Linked DNA regions of Mus musculus: region 2 is linked to region 1. A link is a contact called in ENCODE Hi-C or POLR2A ChIA-PET data. All regions are on one chromosome and are shown on one strand. Each heading gives the region's core, a stretch centred on a gene start or an enhancer-like site at or near the end of the contact. The rest is flanking DNA. Distances are from core to core; before and after follow the strand shown. Region 1 holds the start of Zbtb2 (zinc finger and BTB domain containing 2). Region 2 holds the start of Armt1 (acidic residue methyltransferase 1).

Region 1 (6,615 bases), core at 2,119-4,618:
AAAAGGCTCAGCTCCTGAGGGTGTGTTGCAATAAAGAGTTTTGTAGGGTTTTCTTGGTCCCTGTTCAGTTATTGTGAAGAGACACCATGACCAAGGCAGGCAACTCTCACAAGGGAAAGCATTTCATTGTGGGCTTGCTTACAGCTTCAGGTCTAGTCCATTATCATTAAGGCAGGCAGCTGTGGTACTAGAGGAGCAGAGAGCTACATCCTGATCTGCAGGCAGAGAGAGCCTGAGCCTGGCATGAACTTTTGAAACCTCAAAGCCCATCTCTGGTGACAGATTTACTCCAGCAAGGTCACACCTCTCAGTCCTAATTCTCACAGATAGTGTCACTCCCTGGTGACTAAGCATTCAAATAGATGAGTCTATCAAGACCATTCTACTCAAGCCGCCACAAAGGACTTGGGAAATGAAAAATCTGGAAGTCACTGTACAGTTATATAATTTTACATAAAAAACCTCTACCAGCCGTTGTTCTATGATTAAGACATGTTGGAGTACTTCGGTGGGAGTTTTGCCCCCATTTATAGACACATTCTTACAAGTGAGCAAGGAGGCAGGAACCAGGGGACAAAGGTCTCTAATGCCTACTAGTGCGTCTTTCTGTCACACTTTCCACCTGTTTTTTTAAAAAAAATACGATGTTTTCAACAATTGGCCAGTTCCTTAGCTAGGAAAAAACAAAAAACATGGAATCCCAAGTTTACTAAATGAGAAACAATGTCATGCTTAAAAGAATTTACAGGCTGGAGAGATGGCTCAGTGGTTAAGAACACTGAATGGTCTTCTGAAGGTCCTGAGTTCAAATCCCACAACCACATGGTGGCTCACAACTACCCGTAATGAGATCTGGTGCCCTCTTCTGGTGTGTTCGAAGACAGCTACAGTGTACTTATGTGTGATATTAAATAAATCTTTAAAAAATTTACATTCTTAAAAATTATCAAGGTCTCAAATATCCTGACCAAACTAAAGCTGTTACTATGAATGTCCCCACCCCCAAATTTGATTTTTTTTTCTGTTTGTAAGAAACCATAATAATGAGAATTAAAATGTCCTAGGGTTTTTTTCTTCTTTGAACAGGGTTTGTAGTCCTGAAACTCATTCTGTAGACAAAGCTGGCTTCGAACTCAGAGATCTGCCTGCCTCTAAGACTAACACACTTGCAAAATGTATTCTAATTTCATGACTCTCAGAATAAAATGTTAGTTGTACAAATGCCTTGGTCTGGTGGTCAGGGTCTATACCGACAGTGTCAACCACGAAGGACACACAGACCATTTAGACACATTGAGTTCATCCCTTCCGATAGCCTCAAATCCATTCTCTCTCTCTCTCTCTCTCTCTCTCTCTCTCTCTCTCTCTCTCTCTCTCTCTCTCTCTCTCTCTCTCTCTTTTTGAGACAGGGTTTCTCTGTGTAGCCCTGGCTGTCCTGGAACTCACTTTGTAGACCAGGCTGGCTTCGAACTCAGAAATACGCCTGCCCCTGCCTCCCAAGTGCTGGAATCAAAGGCGTGCGCCATCACGCCCGGCAAATCAATTCTCTTTATGCCATATTTTATTAAAACAATACACCCTGAAGATGAATAAAATCTAGGCGCTCGCGCTAAGTGGGCCAAAGGTATTGTATGATGATGGTGGGAAAGAACAATACTGACTGGGAGAGAGACTCCCCGAGGTGTGATTAAGTTGTTCGAGAAGTTGGGTGGGAAGTTCTCGCAGCAAATAGCCTGTCAGGCACAAGATTTTTTCCTCTTACTGCTCGGCTGCGGGATCTAATTTGCAGGAGTCTTTATAACCCACTACCAGCTAAAAGCAACAGAAAGCTTGCACCCTACACAGCTTTCAATTGTGCATGCACTCTGATCTGTGAACGAACGGTCTGGGAGCTTGTGCTTAACGCCTGCAGCAACCCAAACCCCTAACTCCCCGGCACAGACTCTCCCAGCCTGGCCCAACAGGCAGAGGAGGGCGCGACCGCTCCGGCTGCAGCCCTAGGCAGCGAAGACCCGCCCAGGAGGCCTTGGCCCCGCCCCGCAAGGGAGGGGGCGGAGCGGGCGGAGCGGCGTCCGGGTCCGCCCCAGGGGCCCAGGGGAGGGGGAGCAACGCACTCTGGTCGCGCCGCTCGCTCGCTCGCTCGCCCCTCCCTTAGGCCCCGCACGCTCGCGCCCGCGCCCGCGCCCGCGCGCCCGCGCCCCGAGTCCCGCGGCGCCCAACACAATGCCGACGCCTACGCCTCGCGCGCGCACCGCCCCGGCCGGCGCCACGGCCCCGGCGCCAGGGGCGTGGTGGAGGGGCGGGAGGGGGGAGGGGAGGGGAGCAGCGCGCGCGAGAGCCTCAGACAGCGCGAGACCCGAGGCCGGAAGCGCGCGTGCGCGCCCCCGCCCGCGAGCGGGAGGCGGAGCCGTAGCAGTAGCGACAGCAGCTGTAGGAGCCGCTGCAGCTGGGAGACGCGCCAGAGAGGCCGGGCCTGCTCCGGTCCGACCGGATCCCTCCCCTCCCCCTCCCTGCTGCCTCCCCTCCCCCAAACCCACTTCCGCAGCTCGCGGCCTGGCCGCCGAGGCGGCGAAGACAACAACCCCGGCGGGAGGCGACGGCCGAGTACGCACCTGATGGGCCCACCTGGCGGGGCTCCGGCGCGGGACCGCTCACCGGCAGCCGCCCGCTCCGGACGCCCTTGGCCGCGGCGGGCAGCAGACACCGGCGACTAGGACCGGAACGCGGAGCGCCCCCTCCCCTTGCGCCCGCCCTCTCGGCTTCCGTCCCCTCCCCCTCCTGCGAAGCCCCGGATGGAGCGGCCGCGACTCGCCGCCGCCCGGCTGCCTGGATGGTTTTGTCAGGCGGCTAGGGCCCCGGCGCCTGGCGCCGTCGCCGCCCCCGCCCCGCCGGGGCCGCCCCCGCCCCGGCGCCCCGCGCGCTAGGGCCCGCCGCCTGCCTTCGCCGGGAGCCCCGGGACCGGGAGTCATTCGTCGCCTTTGTTGCCACGGCCGCTGCCGGAACCGTTTGCGAGCTCCGGCGGCTCCCGCCCCTCCCTGCTGCTTCCCGGAGCCCGGGCCGGGGGCGGCACGTGGGCCCCGGGACGCGGTGGCGGTGCGCGCTTACCTGTCGCCGGTGCGGGCGGCCGCGGCGGGGCGTGAGAGGGGAGGCAGAGCCGGGCGGCCTGGCCTAACTGTCCCCGCCGCCGCCTCTGCCCCGCGTTGCTGCTGCTGCTGCTGCTTGCTGCTGCCGCCGCGGTCGGTGTCTCCGGCGCGGCGGCGGGCGGCGGCGGCGGGGCTTTTCCTGTCCGGTTACGTTAAGGTCACATGACCGAGAGAGCGGAGCGACTAGTGCAAAGCGGCTGAGAGCGGCTCCCGCCGGGGGGGAGAGGCGGCGAGAGAGCAGTGGCGGCAAGAGCCCCTCCGCCCCCCCAGCCGCTCCCCTCCCCCCTGCCCGCCCGCCTCCGCCTCCTGCTGCTCTGCCGCCGTCGCCGCCGCCGCCGCCGCTGCTGCCGCCGCCTGCAGCTCGGCGCTGCGGCTTCCACCCAGCCTGGGCTCGCGGCCCCAGCCAAAGTTCTGCAAGCCATGTGCAGCTGAGGCGAGGAAACTTCTCAGCGGCCGGGCCCGGAGGCTGGCGGCCCGGCCCCCTTGTTTACAGAGTGTTTAGGTAGGACCAGTCCTGCCGCTGCAGACGGTCTTTTCAGGGGTGCAGAGGGAGACGCATGCCCGTTCTCCTGTCAAGAGATGCTTGACATCTCTTGGCTCTCTCTGCCTTTGTCCTTGGACTGCTCCGGGTTAGCTATTCGTCCGAAGATACGGAGTTGGGCTGTTGTTGATCGGTGCTGGCTGAAAGTCATACAGAAGTAGCTATCGTTGCATGTCCTGTGTTGCGAGGTCGAGGTGCTTGCTGCGTTGCATAGGCGACTTGTAGGCTAAGCTGTTTCCGTTAGGATTGAGTGGGATACTTCCCTGCGCGTTAAGCTTTGTGGTGCTTTGCGCTGTGTGCATTTGGACAGGACGATACTCTGGTTGACTTTTGGTCTCTTGAGGATCTAGTGGAGTAGAGTCAAGAGTTGCCATCCTGTGGGGTGTGTTAAAGGGAGATTCTGAAACAGGTAACATGGCGGGGGAATTGGAATGCCCTGATTGAACCTTCTTAAGGGTTTAAAGTTGACCTTTTATGTTTCCCTTTTGCTAGAAGTTGTGCTTCAGGTAGTACAGTTTTATCCCTTTTGCGTGCTTGAGTTAGTGGTTTACTTTACATAGCTTAGATTTTACGCTTGTTTGTAAATAAGTGCTGGCAGCTAACACTTGGCTTGCCAGCACAGAAGTCTGTAAGGACCTTGATGCCAAACCCGTTTGGTTTTGAAAGTCAGACTCCTAGCACAATGCTGTACACTGACTGTGCGTCCTAGAAACCTCGAGTGAGTGTGCTTAGCAATCCAGTTGTATGTACACCTACTGATGACTAATTTCTTCGAGGATGTAAACATCTGTGTAGCTGTAGTGTTGCCCAGTGTGAGTAACAGATCCCGTGGATACCTGCCTTGAACTTTCCTAGCCTTTGATCAGCTAGATGAATGGCTTGTAGAGTGCTTAAACGTCTGCGTCCACAAACGAGTCCTGACCGTGACCTGCGAGTTCTAGGGCATTATCAGTAAAACAGCAGTGCTGTCCTTCACACTGGAATGCTCTATTTCCTTTAGAAAGAGACCAACATGAATGTGATTTGTTGTGTAGAGAGAGTCATGGTTAAGGTTTTTAGGTTCTTCGTTCTTTCAAGTTGAGATTGTGGAGTTCTTTGTGAAGGTGGTTTGATGGAAGGACGTCTTTGAGACAGAATGTCAAAAGCTATGCAACTCTTGGCTGCTTTGGAACTTGTCACAATTCTATTTCCTTTGGGATGCTGGGATTAGATTATAAGGGTGTACCACATACCATCTCTCTGAGTCTTAAGGAATAGTTTGTCAGCACTTTGTAACAGTTTCACAGAAACAACCTGGTGGTAAGCTCTTACTCTGGTTCTAAAGACTTGTGCTAAGAGCACATATCCCTGTTCCCTCAGGACCTGCTGGAGCAATATGTTGTCTAGAGCATCTTGGTCTCCATAGGAGCTGCTGCTCAGATTGGAACTGGGCTGTTTTGCTGCTAGCTAGTTTGAAGTCATAGGCCAGCCTGCTTGACTCACCAGATGTGCAGGGTATTTGGGTTTTTAGTCCCCATTGTGGCTTAGTAGCTTAAGGGGACTGTATGGGCTCCGTGTGTTTTCTCCTACCGTGTCTAAGTGGAAGCGTTCACATGGGAAGGCTAGGGAAGAGCAGCCCTTGCAGAGAAGGATCAGTTAGTGCAGGCCAGGACAATGCCAAGGACACTCCTTCCCTCTCTAGGAAGTCTGCTTGACACAGAGTCATGCCTGCCCCAAGTTGGATAGAAACTTGTCAGTTTATTGCTGATTTGGTATTTTGAAAATACATCTAGTAAATTGGGAGCTCAAACTAGTTTTATTTTAAACAATACTAACAATCTGAGTGGATTTATCAGGAAAAAAAAGTTATGAGTATTCTGTGGAGTCTTGTATGTAGATTAAAGATTTGGTTTCTGTTGTGCAGAGATACTGCCATAAAACCAGGCATTTATTTGCATGTTTTGAAGAGAATAGTTCCAGTGTGACAGGGACAGTGAACAAAAAAATTAGTAGTTCAGTACTTACCCTTTAAACCCATGGTTTTGGTGAAAACTTGGTGAATTGTGTGTGCTAAGGTTGGAGGTAGAATTTCCTTTAGACATTGGTAAGAAAAGTTAACAGGAAGAGCTTGGTCATAAAGGTGACTAGAATCCAGTGCTGCCTTCCACTAGATGTCATGAAGGGTGTCCTGTTGAGTAACCTCTTAAATTAGGACAATGGTATGCTTTTGCATGTTGGACTTCAGAGTGTATGTGGCATGCCATGCCCTTTAGTGCTTTGAGATGGGGTCTTTCTGTATGGTCCTGAACGTCCTGGAATGGACTGTGTAGACCCAGCTGGCCTTGAACTTAGAGATCTGCTTCTGCTTCCTGAGTGCAGGGATCAAAAGGCTATGCTAGCATGCCTGTCTCATGCCCTCTGTTATATAATAAACATATGTTGGGAAAGATACATTTTAGCCAAATATGGCACATACCTGTAATCAGCTGTCAGGTTGAGGCAGCAGCGTTGCTGTGGGTTTGAGGCCAGTCAGGGTTACAGAACAAGATCCAGTCTTAAAACAAAAAACAACAAACCCCACAAATAGAGCAGACACAAAACCAAGTAATTTTAAGACTGTTATATTTATTTCATTGGCTGTATCATAGAAGTGTTAGGAACTACCTACCAGTTAGGGGTTGGTTACATCACTGTCCTTCGAGATGAATTCCCTATGCTTCAGAGAGCCGCAGTAGTTAAGGGCATGCAAATCTGTGAGAACTCACTGAAATGCTAAGGAATGAATGCCTTTTAAAAATACTGTGTGGCATGCATGGGGGTGTGCTGCAGCCCATGTTTGGAAAGCAGAGGAATGCTTCGGGTCCATCCACATTTAGGGCTCTGTAGGGTTGTGAGGATCAAACTCAGGTCATTAGGCTTGCACAGGCGACTCTGCCCTGCTGAGCCACATCT
Region 2 (6,615 bases), core at 1,707-4,206, 44 kb after region 1:
TCTCCAGACTCTGCCTATCTTCCCCGTCCATTCCTTCTACTACCCAAAGTCAACAACAGTTGTCCCCCTCAGCAGGACCTACAATTTCCAGTCTTTCCTCCCCAGTGTCCACGTCCTTCACACCCAGCTAATGTTCCGCGTCTACTATAACCCTCCCACTCACTGTGAACCCCTGCATCCTTCCGTACTCCACGGGGCATAACCTCAGTCGTAACTGAACAGGGTTCACCTGATTTAATTTGTGCCTACACTCTTGCAGCTCACTGGAGACAGCCAACTAACCTCCTCCTAGCTCCCTCTCCAGCCAGGGCCACACTGGGTCGTCTACACTGCTCAGGACCATATCTTCAGCAAAGTCTACTGCCCAACCCCTCACACTTTCAGGCCGCCTCCTAGTTTCTCACTCTCAATAATGACCTCAATTCCTCCTCCACTAACAAAACAGAAAGTTCTACAAAATGACTCCTCCGCCACCATCAGCCTGCACTCACTGCTCCTGTACCCGGCGATCAATCCACCCTCTTTAAAACTGTTATTATTTAACCGGCATATGTGTTTGTCTGTATGTATCTGTGCGTTACAAGAATGCCTGGTGCTACCGAGGTCAGAAGAGGGCACTGGATGCCCATCAACTCACTGCCCACTCCCTGAAGCAGCTTTTTATTTGGCTTCTAGAATACCACATTGGCCATTTTCCTTCGGTCTTTTTTTGCTGGTTCCTCATCTATTCAAGAATGTGATACATCAGGACTCAGACTCTGGGCCACTTCTCTTCCCAATCAGTCTCCCGGTGACTTTACCCGACCCCGTGTTTCATACGTCATCAGGATGAGTAGCACATATTTATCTCTAAATCCCTCTGAGCACCAACAATGTAACAAGCTCAAAACTGGGCATCTGAAGGCTTCCACAAACCACAGCCTTCCCTATTCAAGTGCCAGTCACATGCTCACATTTGCCTAAGCCCTAAACCCGGAAGTTGCTTCTGCTTTTCTCTTCAGTCCCTATTACTCGTCTGTCAGTAAATCCACTGGCCTTTTCTGACCAGTACCCACCGCAAACACTTTTGCCACCTGTCCCGAGTTTCTGGTTTTTCCCATGATGATTATAATAGCCATTTACCTGTTTATGATGGTTCACCTTTATCTGACTAGCCTCAGAACCACCATGGAGACTCACCGCTATGTCTGTGACAGACTTTCTGGGATAGGTTAACAGGAGGGAAGACCCCCTGAAATATGGATAGGACTATACCATGGGGATGGGTTGCCGGCTTTCACCACTGGACTTTCTAGTGGAGCAATGCATGGCCCCTGCCTGCTCCCGCCTCCATGCCTAATCTGCCATGCAGGACTCTAGATGAGCAGCAAACCCTTCCTCCCTTCAGCTGCTTCTCCTCAGGCAGCTTGTCACATGAAAGGCAACTGGCACACTGGCTCCCTGCCACTGTTTACAGCCTCCTACAGGTCATTCACAATGGACTACAGCAAAAATTCTGAGACCTTAACTAGAATCCTATCCTTTCCCAGAGTCAAATTTGATGATGGCTTTACATTTACAATAAAAGCCAATGCCCCTAAAACGCCCTTCTGAGCCTTCTGCAACACTGCAGCATTCCCTATAGAATGCCTTTGTTCCAGGCCCTCTGGGCCTTTCCACTCACCTGTCCACAAGCTCTCCTCCTAAGGACTTGACTCCCTCAGTGACTTGGTATAATACATATAACCAACACACATCCATCACATCCACTTTGGATTTTCAAGACTGGATTTCTCTGGATAACCTATAATTTCTCTCTTTGACTGGCCTGGAACTTGCTTTGTACACCAGGCTGGCCTCTGCCTCTGGAGTGACAGGATTAATACTTATAACCAACACTCATCCATTCTCTTGCTATTTTTTACTTTGTCCTCATATTTAGCACCACTTACATACCTTGTATTTTTAGCTTTTTAATTCATGCAATGACTACTCCTTACCGTGTGCAGTATGCTAGCTCTGGAAATGAGCAAATAAGGGATAATATATATTAGTTAGCGACAGTGATATCAGAAAGCAATAAAGGAGATTTTTGCCTCTCTTCAAAAGCAGGTTTCTGTGTTTGTCCCCCTATGCTCAGTGACAGTAGTGTCCTTGGGCACAGAGGCGTCAAGTAAATTTTTAAAATGAAACACAAGGGAGCTGCAGTTTTTGAGCATTATCCTTAAGCATAATATGTCCATGTGCCTAAGGATAGCACTAATTGCACTTAGTGTTTTAAGTTGGGAGTGGGACATGGGTAGGCCTAGGCGTTTGACGGCAGGGCTGGGGGTGGTGGTGGACATAACCAAAATATATTGTACATGAGATGCAGAATACCATCAATGAAAAAAGCGGCTGCATCCAGGTTAGATTCAGCGGGTAAGTGGGGCTGACCTTTGGGAGCACTTCTTCCAGTTCCTAAGTTCAAGGTGATTTCATGCACCTTGGCAGCTACTACTATGCCCTGCTTCCAACTCGGCGGGGTCGGGAGTGTTTGGCTTGAGGTGCTTCGGATTCCCGGCTAAATTCCCAGGCCCTGGCCGAAGCCCACACCTCCTCACCAGCTTCTCCGGCTGGGGAAGCGCGAAGCACTGACCTGTGCGCGGAGAGGACGACCGCGACGCCCACGCGCACGCTCCCGCCGCAGGAACCTCTGCGGAAACACACCCCGCCCCGCCCCGCTGCGGCGCAGGCGCACTGCAAGCCCCAGGCCGGCAAGCTGGGACACGTGACCGTCCGAACACGTGACCGCTCCGCGCCCCCCCCCCCCCCTTCCGCTCGGCGGGCTACCGCCTCCGGTCCTCCAGGGCTTCCGCTCGCGTAGCCGGAAGGCCCTTGCGCCCCATGTTCTGACCCTGGCCAGACCACCAAATAAAGTTTCTGAGTTCAAAAGCGCTTAAAAAAAAAAAAAAAAAAAAAAAAAGCTCCAACGCTTCCTTTCTGGAACCGCGGCCGTTGAACCCCGGGCGACGCCAGTTGAGTGGCTTGTGGTGCCGGTGTGATGGCCGAGTCCCCGGCGTTTCTTTCCGCTAAGGACGAGGGGTGCGTCTCGCTTTTTTTTTCTTGCGCTCTTGGGAGAAAAAACCCATGTTGGGTGAGGAAGCTGTGGGCGGTCGGGAGCGCCGGATCCTCAAGCTGAGAGTTCGAGTCCCACCTCGGTGGGAGAGAGCCGGCTCGCTGTGCTGGCCGGCGTCAGGACCTAGCTAGTTCCGCTGTGTACCTTCTTCCTTTCTGTCCCGAATTGAGACGCTGGGGCAGGAGTATTGCTGCGAGTTAAAGCCAGCTTGAGCTCGTAGTGAGTTCGAGCTCACTGTGGGATACATTAGGAAAAAGCTTGTCTCTAACAAGTGAGAAGGAAAGGCGCTGCGGGGGCCAACAATTAGGACTCATACCTACTGCGGTGTGTATTAATGGTATGGGTCAAACTAATAACTCTATATTTAAAAACGTCCTAATTTTGCGTGTGCGCGCACATGCCATTATTCGCGTTAGAGGTCAGAGGACAGCTCTGGAGCCGATTTTGTTCCTTCACCTCTCAGGAGTTCAACGAGAACTCGGTCGCGGGCAGCAGATTTATCATGTGCCTTTACCCACTGAGCCATCTCACTGGCCCCCAAAATAAACATCATTAGAAGTAGTTCTTGCAATTTTCATCTTTAGAGTTTTCCCCCCTATACACACTTCTCATGAAATTTGTTAGGCACAATCGATTCACCAAAACAGCTAATAGCAAAATGGAACAATTAGTGGGACGTTAGTTTACTTTAAATTTAATTAAAATTATTTAAAACTTACAGATCGTTGACTGCTGGAATTTTCCACTTGCAATGTTTTTAAACTGGTTGAGTGCCCCTGGGAAGGCAAACCTGTGGACAAAGGGGGAATTACAATATGCTACAACGCTGAGAGCAAAGTTATAAGTAAGAGCAGAAATAAGCATTGGCTAAGTAGCCAATCTTCTTGTCTGGCTGGATGGTTGGTTTTCTTTTGACACGGAGCTATTGAATTATGTAGTGAAGGATGACCTGGGACTCCCAATACTCCTGCCATTATACTCTGTGTCATTATAGAGGGAGACACCACTAGGCTCCAAATTCATATTTCAAATACTTTATTTTCAAATGATTTAATTAGTTTTTATGTGTTGGGGGAGTGTGGCACTCACCTGTGACATTACCCAGGAATGGACGTCAGAGGACGACTTGTGTAGGGAGTCCCCTTTGTCCTTCTACCATGTGGGTTCCAGGGATCGAACTCAGGAGGTTGTACTTGGTAGCAGGTGCCCTTCCCTGCTGAGGCCTGTCTCCAGCCCCTGGAATAGTTCCTAGGTGCTTAGGTGTGGCCTACCCTGCCCTGTAACTCTAGCTCTAGGGGATCCAGAGCCTCTGGCCCCAGCAGTCACCTGCACATACCCTACCCAGGGAAATGCAAATCAAAACCACTTTGAGATTTTCATTTCATCTTTCTAAGCCAGTGACCTAGGACCAGAGCCTGTTGAATTGCAAGACCTGTCCTTTTTTGAACTTAACCACATTGCTGAAGTCGTTTCTGATTTAGAAAAAGAAATTGAGTAGATGGAAAAGAAAATGATTCAGTCAAGTTCTGGGGCAGAACCCAGTACTACAGTTTGTGCAGTGGTCATGACAGTAGAGTTCCACATTGTCTCGGGTCTTCTGCCTTCTTCCCTCCCATCCTTCATCCAGCCCTCCCTCCCTCCCTCCCTCCCTCCCTCCCTCTCTTCCTCCCTCCCTCTCTCCTCCCTTCCCCCTTCCTCCCTTCCTCCCTTCCTCCCTTCCTCCCTTCCTCCCTTCCTCCCTTCCTCCCTTCCTCCCTTCCTCCCTTCCTCCCTTCCTTCCAGATGAATCTTATCTATCCCAGGATGGCCTTAAACTCCTGCTCCTCTTCCTGCTGTCCTCCTGAGCAGGGGTTCCAGCTGTGTGCCGCTGTGTTTTCTCCTCTTCTGGAGCTTCATTCGTACAAGACAAGTGAGCAGTTTAGGAGTTCAGTCTCATATCTATAAAGCAAATAAAACTGGTGTATTAAAATAGTCATATGAAAAGGAATTTGGACCCAAATGAGGTGTTCCAGAAACTAAAATTGGGCATGCCTTCTAGTGTCAAAGCTACTGAGTAATGCATGATATTGGACTCTCTCCTAGGTCCTTTGCATATCTTACGATTAAGGACAGAACACCGCAGATCTTAACCAAGGTTATTGATACATTGCATCGACATAAAAGTGAATTTTTTGAAAAACATGGAGAGGTAAGAACTATATTTCAGCTTTAATTTTGTGCTAGTTCTTCACAAGAATAACAGTATTTATAGAAGGTTTCCGCTCTCATGTAAAGACTGTTTCTGGCATAAATACTTACCTGCTTTTCTGTGTGTTGAGGTAGCCTCTGGTTGACCTGTGCACTAATAGCTTAGTCTCCCTAGACCTTAGTGGTCATAAATGATGGCCTTGACTTCTCTGAAGAGCTTTTGAGGTGTCACAGCGACCTGTCTGTCTTACAGCATCTGTGTTACTAATTGGAGCCCTTGAGTCCCCTAAGTGCAAACCTCGGGGTGAAGGGCAGTGGGGATTACAGTTGCTTGACAACACAATGTGATTAAACACAGGAAAGACTTTCTGGTTGGGGTAGAGGACGACTTTAAAATTCACCGTGCCTGTTTAATCAACAGGTGAGAAAACAACAACAAGTAAGTAATTACGTTAATGTGGATAAAGCCTTTAAAGCTATGGGACCAGTTATCTCTGGATTGTGCGGCATGCAGTTGTACCTTCTTCCCTTCCTTCTTCCCTCCCTGCCTGCCTTGCTTCCTTCCTGTCCTTTTAATTTAAGACAAGGTTTTGAGTACCTAAAGATCTTGAACACGTGGATTACAGTTGTGAGCCACCATATGCAGATTGTACACTGCTGGAGGATGATCACAAGAGTCTGCCCCTCCCCTCCTCTTCCCCCTTCCTCCTCCCCTCTCCACTCCCCTTTCCCTTCTCCTCCCCTCCCCTTTCCTTTTCACCCAGGGGTTCTGGATGGTAGACATGCACTTTACCCACTGAGCTGCATGCCAGGTCCTATATATTTCTTGAACACGTTGCAGCAAACATTTAGACTGCTGATTAGTGGTTTGTTTGTATTTTTTGGTTTTTTGGAGACATTTTGGTTTCTAGCATTTTGGTTTCCCTGTGTAGCTATGGCTGTCCTGGAACTCACTCTCTAGACCATACTGGCCTCTAACTCACAGAGATCCACCTGCCTCTGCCTCCTGAGTACTGGAACTAAAGGTGTGTGCCCCTACCACTAAGCTGTAGTGATATTTTATTGGCCTGATTGAAAAGGAACAAGGGTGCACACAGGTATTTTGAGTATAGAGTTCTTTCATTTATTTATTTATTTAGTGTGTGTGTGTGTGTGTTTGTGTGTTTATGTGTTTATGTATGTGGTGTTTGATCTCTGTGTATGTCTGTGTCCCACACACAGCATGCAGTGGCCGTGGAGGTCAGAAGAGGACATCAGACTGTAGTTACAGATGGGGTTCATGTGAATGAGGGGAAACAAGCCCAGGTCTTTAGCAATTTCTTTTTAAATAA

What was found. Hi-C counts contacts between places; a loop is a spot of excess contacts on that map. ChIA-PET counts read pairs that join two places held with the same protein, here RNA polymerase II (POLR2A).
Region 2: a map of heart shows a loop between it and region 1 (12-fold over the local background). The contact joins the promoter of Armt1 here to the promoter of Zbtb2 in region 1. A Hi-C loop is called at or near these places in 10 of 37 maps with a recorded cell type or tissue (T-helper 2 cell, adrenal gland, gastrocnemius and 3 more). POLR2A ChIA-PET finds 5 or more read pairs at or near these places in 5 of 5 experiments (Patski and embryonic stem cell).

Annotation. Positions count from the first base shown.
Region 1 is chr10:4,384,740-4,391,354 of GRCm38, forward strand. It overlaps Zbtb2 (zinc finger and BTB domain containing 2), which reads right to left and starts at 3,369. Exons shown (of 3, transcript NM_001033466.3): 1 at 3,106-3,369.
Region 2 is chr10:4,429,649-4,436,263 of GRCm38, forward strand. Armt1 (acidic residue methyltransferase 1) reads left to right here and starts at 2,957. Exons shown (of 5, transcript NM_024261.2): 1 at 2,957-3,063; 2 at 5,180-5,285. The coding sequence starts at 3,023. It overlaps Rmnd1 (required for meiotic nuclear division 1 homolog), which reads right to left and starts at 2,740. Exons shown (of 13, transcript NM_025343.6): 1 at 2,618-2,740.